2 separate regions of the Mus musculus genome follow, and region 2 is linked to region 1. A link is a contact called in ENCODE Hi-C or POLR2A ChIA-PET data. All regions are on one chromosome and are shown on one strand. The core of a region is the stretch at or near the end of the contact, and the rest is flanking DNA. Distances in the headings are between cores, read along the strand shown. Region 1 holds the start of Dbr1 (debranching RNA lariats 1). Region 2 holds the start of Dzip1l (DAZ interacting protein 1-like).

What was found. A loop is a pair of places that touch in the nucleus more often than their neighbours do. ChIA-PET counts read pairs that join two places held with the same protein, here RNA polymerase II (POLR2A).
Region 2: a loop to region 1 is called in a map of heart, with 7 times the contacts of the local background. The contact joins the promoter of Dzip1l here to the promoter of Dbr1 in region 1. A Hi-C loop is called at or near these places in 7 of 37 maps with a recorded cell type or tissue (adrenal gland, heart and left cerebral cortex). POLR2A ChIA-PET finds 5 or more read pairs at or near these places in 4 of 5 experiments (Patski and embryonic stem cell).

What each region holds. Positions count from the first base shown.
Region 1 is chr9:99,574,084-99,577,661 of GRCm38, reverse strand. Dbr1 (debranching RNA lariats 1) reads right to left here and starts at 1,863. Exons shown (of 8, transcript NM_031403.3): 1 at 1,537-1,863; 2 at 962-1,086. The coding sequence starts at 1,733.
Region 2 is chr9:99,627,829-99,631,234 of GRCm38, reverse strand. It overlaps Dzip1l (DAZ interacting protein 1-like), which reads right to left and starts at 1,704. Exons shown (of 16, transcript NM_028258.4): 1 at 1,566-1,704.

The sequences.
Region 1 (3,578 bases), core at 614-3,113:
TCAAGTGATATCATAGTAAATCCAGTCAGCTAAATCCAGAGCCCAGGAAATGCTACAGGGCAATCAACCTCACTGCCTACAACACACAAACCATAGAGGAAACAGAAAACAGAAACAAGGGAAGGAAGGATAAAGAGTCTAAGAGGCAGAGCCCTGAACACCAAATATTTGGATCCTACCTGAGCAAGTCATTTGTAGATCCGGTAACTGAGACATGCAGAGAAATGCGTATGGACAAGGCACGAGAGAAGGACTAACTCACTATAGTTAGGTATAAAATGGCACCAGAACTACGTGTGTCTAAAAAAAATCTATCACTCGAAAGTCATGTACTTAGGGGCTGGAGAGATGGCTCAGAGCACTGGATGCTTTTCCACAGGTCCCGAGTTCAATTCCCAGCACCACATGGTGGCTTCTAACCATCTATAATGGGATCTGGTGCTCTGTAGGCACATATGCACTCAGAACACTGTATACACGGTAGATAAATAAATACATCTTGGGGTAGGGGGAGTCATGTACTTAAAAATCCACAAATGAAATAACCCAGTGGTTAGGATTTGCTTTAAGGCATCCCAGCCATCTCCCTCAGGAAAAGTTTAAACAATACTGGATATTTAAATATGGGAGTAGAACAAAGTAATAGGAGTTGAGGTTAACAAGTAAAGAAATTTATTAAACTACTCGGTATTTTTATGTATGTTTAGCATTTTCCATTATAAAGTTTAATGCAATAAGAAAAAAGCAAAGAGACTACAAAAAAAAAAACTTGTCATCATATTAGCTATTATTTAAACCTCTAGAAGAAAATGGATGTATGTTCATGACTGGCCATTTAATAACTATTTTAACTCAATTCTCATGATTATTTAAGTTAATGGCATTCACCACATGTCTTCTAGAAGCTGCCCAGCTGGTACAGATTCTGACAAGACCAAAAAAAGTGCACATAAACACATACCTAAATAATAAATATTCGGCGCTACCCAGCCACCATAGGGTAACTCTTGCAAATGGTTTGAGGCTTCATGGTTTCCTCCAATGAAGATGGTGAGAACCGGGGCCTTTTTCTCTCCAGAGTAATATCTACAACATAACGGTAATAAAGCTGTCAGGAACCAAACTAAACACAAAAAAGCAAGAGGTCAGAAGGAAAAGGCCGAGCTCAAAAACGATCAAACGGTCCCCACTATCTTCCCATCCCTGCCCTTAAGAATAAATTAAATCTTGAGTGTCGAGCACACATTCATTGAGATCAAGAACTTTGTGAAGTGCAAGTCTGGGCTTCTAGAACCCAGACTAGCACACAGCAGGTCACGGGAAAACCAGATCATTAAATCAACTAACCATCGTGTTCTAGCAAATCCAAAGTATCTAAACCTGCTGGTGTCACCCCGGGTCCCTGGGAAGAAGAGCCAGGTGTGTACAGAGAGGAGGAGGCCAGGGCCATTTCCTAAGCTCCGGGTCCAACAGACATCGCGATCTGCGGCAGCAGGACCTGGAACCCCACGCGAGGACCGGCCGCGCGCCCCTCACCTGTAGAAGGTCTGCATGTGACGGTACTTGGGCGGCACGGCCATGCAGCGCAGGTCGGCCTCGTTGCGCACCGCCTGGAAGTCGCCGCAGCACAGAAGGAGATCCACGGGTCCCGAGCCGCGCCGCTCCGCCAGCGCCAGAGTCTCGTAGATCTTGTCCAGCTCGCCGTGGCAGCAGCCGGCCACGGCCACCCTCATCGTGACGTTGGGCCGCGGAACTCAACAGCAACACCCCGGAGCACCTGCAGCCCGGGTCGCACAGCAAAGAACACCAGGCAGCCGGCCCACCCGGCTCCCGCCAACACCAACCGAGCCGCGGCTGAGTTTCGAGTCCTTTATGTAACTTCCGGCTTCCAAGTCTCGCGAGAGAGGGAACGGGAAGGGCCCGGTCAAGCCGGAGGGGGGAAACTTTGAACTTGTTTAATGGAGACCCTGTCTGTCTTCGTGATCCCTTGCGTGCTAGCAATCTAGTGGGTTACATTGTTTAAAACTAGAAAAAGAAATAAAATCTCCAAGAATAGGGATTGAATTTAGTAAAATCAAGGTAAGCAGCCGGGCGTGGTGGCGCACGCCTTTAATCCCAGCACTTGGGAGGCAGAGGCAGGCGGATTTCTGAGTTCGAGGCCTTCCTGGTCTACAAAGTGAGTTCCAGGACAGCCAAGGCTACAGAGAAACTCTGTCTCGAAAAACCAAAAAAAAAAAATCAAGGTAAGCAAGTGAGCAGGAGCGATTGAGCAATTAATTCCCTAGAGCAAATCTCTCCCTGGCAACGATGATTGCCTTAAAAATGAATTAGAAAGTAAAAAGAGGTTTTAATGATGACATTAAAATTTAAATGCAACGTTGAAGCTTACTGATTATTTTAAAACTATACACCAACCCTCCCGGGGGGAATTTCTAAAATTATTTTTGACTAAGGGGAATGGGTATTTTCCTACCAAATTGTTTGCCTAACTGTAACGCAAGATGAATGAAAGGTTAAATATCTCGAAAACTTCTGGAGAGAAAAGGTGGCGACTAATCAAGGAAGAATGAATGGCAAAGAAGAAAGCCAGTAAAGGAAATCTAATCAAGGGCATACAGTTGTAGCGCCACGAAAGTGTTAGCGATCCCCCAAAACCAGGCAGGAGCCCATCTGATGTAACTCATAGCACGGTCTTTATTCTATCCCAGCTCGCTGTGGCTCGCCACCAACACACAGCACAGTTTTTGGTGTACCCCGAATGTCAGTGGGGACAAGACTTTATAGAAAGCTACAAGCAGAGGGTGGGATGTGGTAGTGGTGGTAGTTAAGCATCTAATTCGAGAGCTACCATGGCCTTTAACACAATTGGCTGGTGCTGGGAGTCATATCATAAACTTAATTTCTGCTTCCCTCTGCATTAGTGGTCGTTAGGCAGGGGGTGGCCTCGTAACCTGGGGGTGCAGATATGTTGGGGTAATAACCTGGGGACGCTGGTCTTGTTGAGGGGTAACTTGGAAACTAGTGTTATGTTGGTTAGTTTGTCTGAGTTCAAACTTTGGCCAGGTTCTCTAAAATGGAGTCTGAACTTACAAGATTTGGCCTCTCAACAGAGAAGTATACATTTAAACAACTGAAAAATTTAATCAGTTAAATACAATCTAGGCTGGGGGCGTGGCAGGGGGAGGGAGGGGATGGTGGCTCTGCCTTTAATCCTTGTATTCCAGAAATAAGCAAGCAGATCCCTGGCCAGTGTGGTCAGCATGGTCTATAAAGTGAATTAAGACAGCTGGGGCTAGCCGGGCGTGGTGGTGCTCGCCTTTAATCCCATTACTCGGGAGTTTGAGGCCAGCCTGGTCTACAAAGTGAGTTCCAGGACAGCCAGGGCTACACAGAGAAATCCTGTCTCGAAAAACAAAACAAACAAAAAAATTTGACAGCTGGGACTGATGCATGGAGAAGCCCTGTCCCATAAAACCAAGAAAGAAAAAAGAAAAAGAAAGAAAGACAAAACCATACAGAGAAATGTCTCAGAAAAGACGATCTAATCAAGGTTATACAATTTTATAAGTCAGACTCTA
Region 2 (3,406 bases), core at 455-2,954, 54 kb before region 1:
TAAAAGCTTACTATGAATTAGTGTCACAAAAATTTTTTTCCTTTAAAACAAAAATGGAGGTGGGCTTTGACTGGTGGCTCATGGGAATATCTTAGAGAATAAGGCCTAGCAGGACCTATTATCCCCAGGCACAGAAGTGTCAAAAACAAACAAAACCTGCTCCACATCGGAAAGAAAACTAACAGACTGTCCTGGGGTTTCTTGTCTATTAAAGCGCTGTTGCTTCCTAACAGAGCCTCTCCATCTTTATTCTGGACCAGACCCCGTCACTACAATCACCAAGCAAGTGACTGGCCAGTGTTGGGGCAAGTGGTTGGCTAGCCCACAGCTTCCTCTTCTGCAAAGTGAGCACAGGACATTCAGAACTGCCTACCAAGGGCTCCCCTTCTCCTCTGAAGTGTTCTGAGTGGCACAAACAAAAGAAGTTCAGCTCCCAAATGCACAAGATTTCTGTTCTCAATTTAAGGCATGCAGCTAAAACAGTGGTTCTCAACCTGTGGGTCGCGACCCCCGAGGAATCTCAGGTATTTTTCATGTCCGATATTTACATTAACAATTCATAACCGTAACGACATTACAGTTATGAAGCAGAATGAAATAACTTTATGGCTGGGGGAATCACTATAACATGAGGAACTGTATTAAAGGCCTGCAGCATTAGGAAGGTTCTGTACTTTAATGATCTAAAACCATTTCCACAGGAGGGAGCAAGCAGACAGACAGACAACCTTCTCTGAGCAGGGTAGTTTTCCCCTGCCAGACCACACCTTGGGGAAGGAAGTGACCATCTTGCTGAACACTTACAGACAGATGGGAGAGCAGGGTTGGAACATCTCACACTCCCTAGGCCTAATCCTGTTAGAAACCAATTCCTGGAGACATGGCCAGGACAGCACCGGCCCTGGGCCCTTCAGGACCGTTGTGAAGGCAATTCTACCAGGCCCTGTCCTCTGATCCTGCCTGGTACACACTTGCCCTGTGGACTTCTACTCTCATCCACCCCTAAGTCTGTGCTCCCGTTAAACTTCAGCCCGGGACCGGAAGCGGAGGAACCTAGACACGCCAATCTTTATTTAAAAATCATCTCGTTAGTAACCGAACCCCACTTCCCACAGAACTCGGATCTGCAGTCCCTTAGATCGCTTTACTGTTTTCAAAAACTGCATTTCCCAAGACCACACTCCTGAAAACGCCGAGGGTTGGGTGTCAGACATCCCCCATTCCGCGCCTCCGTGTCTCCTGGCATGCGAGCTCTTCCCCCCCGCAGGGTACCTCAGTCCTGCACAATCCGAAGCCGCTGGGATAAAGGGATGGAGGCACAGGGAGCGGGACGTCGTGAAGCACCCTCGACCACGCAGCTCCTTTCCTCGCTTGGCTACCGCAGCCACTAATGTTTAACCTGCGCGCGCAGCGGCCAAGTAGCTCCGCCTGGAACCGCGCTCCCTCCGGCGGCTCCCCGCTGGATTCCAGACATAGTTTTCCTGGGAGGCCTGTGGCAGTCTGGGGGTCACCCGGAACAAGGGCCGGCGACTGGAGGTCTTAGAGGTTCCCACGTCCCGACTCACCCCATCCGCAAGTCCAGACTCACTCCATCTCCTACAGTGCAGCCCGAGGATGCTGCCAGCCGCGCGGACCCTACGCGTCTCTCCCCGCCAGTAGCTCAGGCCTGGGGTCTGCGGTGCTTCCCACCCCAACCCCTACCCCCAGCCCATCCACCCACAGCAGAGGCGGAGCCTCTCCCCAGAGCCCGGGAACAGCTATTTTTAGAGTTGCAAGGGAGGGGGGTTGGGGGGAAGGAGGGAGTGCTGCTTTGAATTCGTTAAGGAAATCCAGCATCCAAGTTCCCAGGCCTTGATGAGCGGCAGGACAGACTCTGTCACCATCCCTTCACTTCACATGGCAGGATGCAGCGACTGTTGGCAAGCCCGCAAAATTAAAGGAATTTGACCTGAGCCACATTAGGAGACCCATAGGTGTGCTCCAATTTGATCAGATGGCAATCACCTTTCAGATCCCTTATCCATTAACGTTGCCCAGAAAGCTCCGGCAGGAGTTGGGGGTATTATATTTTCTCTCCTGATTATAGATCCCTGCCCCCTCTCGTTGGGACTCTCATCTCGTGACTTTAAGTTCTGGGAGGGTTTGTTGTATCTTAGGGCCTTTCTCTCAACACAGCTTCAAAATGCCAAGCTCTGCATCTTGGGGACAGCAAGGACAAAAGCCCTAGGAATAAACGTTGCCAAGGGTGGGGAGAAACTCAAATTTCTGTGCGTTATTGATGGGAATTCAAAATGGTACTGCCACTGTGGGAAACAAAATGGTTTGCCATGATTCAGCACTATTTGAAAATATTACAAGGATTAGGAGGTATAGCCTTGTTGGAGAAAGTGTGACACTGGAGGTGGGCTTTGAGGTTTCAAAACGCCCATGTCAGACCCAGTCTTCGCCCACCCTTACGGGTCAGGTGGGTCAGGATGTAACTCTTAACTATTTCTCCAACACCAGGCCTGCCTGCTACCATACTCCCTGCAATTATGATAAATGGACTAAGCCTCTGATACTGTAAGCAAGCCTCCAGTTAAGTACTTTTCTTTTTCATAAGAGTTACCTTGGTCATGGGGTCTCTTCTCAGCAACAGAATAATAAATAAGGCACATGTCTAGATCTATATCCAAAGAAGCTTAAAGCAAGACCCCAAACAAACTCTTGGACACTTGTATTTAATGAGCTGTCAAAATGGCTCAGCAGGTAAAGGGCTTTGTCATCAAGTCGGATATCCTGGATTGGATTCCTGTAACCCACACCGTGGAAGGAAACAACTCCTGAAACTTGTCCTCTGACATCTGTATATACAGATATGTGCGTGCGCGCACACACACACAATGTACAATAAAATAATAACATTATTTACAACAGCCAAAATGTGGAAGTAATCCAAGCGCCCATGGGCAGCTGATTGGCTAAGAACACGTGGCTTACACATACAATGGAATATCATTCACCCTTAATGAGGAAGGAAATACTGGCATGTGTTATTACATGGACCAGATTTGTCTTAGTCCATTTAGACTACTGTGATACAATACTACAGACTAAACAGAAACCCCTTCGCTCTGCTCTTGGAAGCTAGGAAGTCTAAGATCAAGGCATCAGCAGATCCCATCTGCTGAGCACCTATTTCCTGATCAACATTGTAGAAGGATCTAGTAGCTCTCAAAAGACTCTTATGTAAGGGCACTGAATCCAGCTGGGAGGGCTCTACTCTCATAACTGCATCACTTCCTGGAGTGAAGGTTTGGTGTTTGTTTGTTTGTTTGTTTGTTTGTTTTGATGAGAAATCACAAGCACTGAATAACTGTCATCTGCTGAGGCCACAGCATCCAATATGGCAGCCCTTTATCTCCTC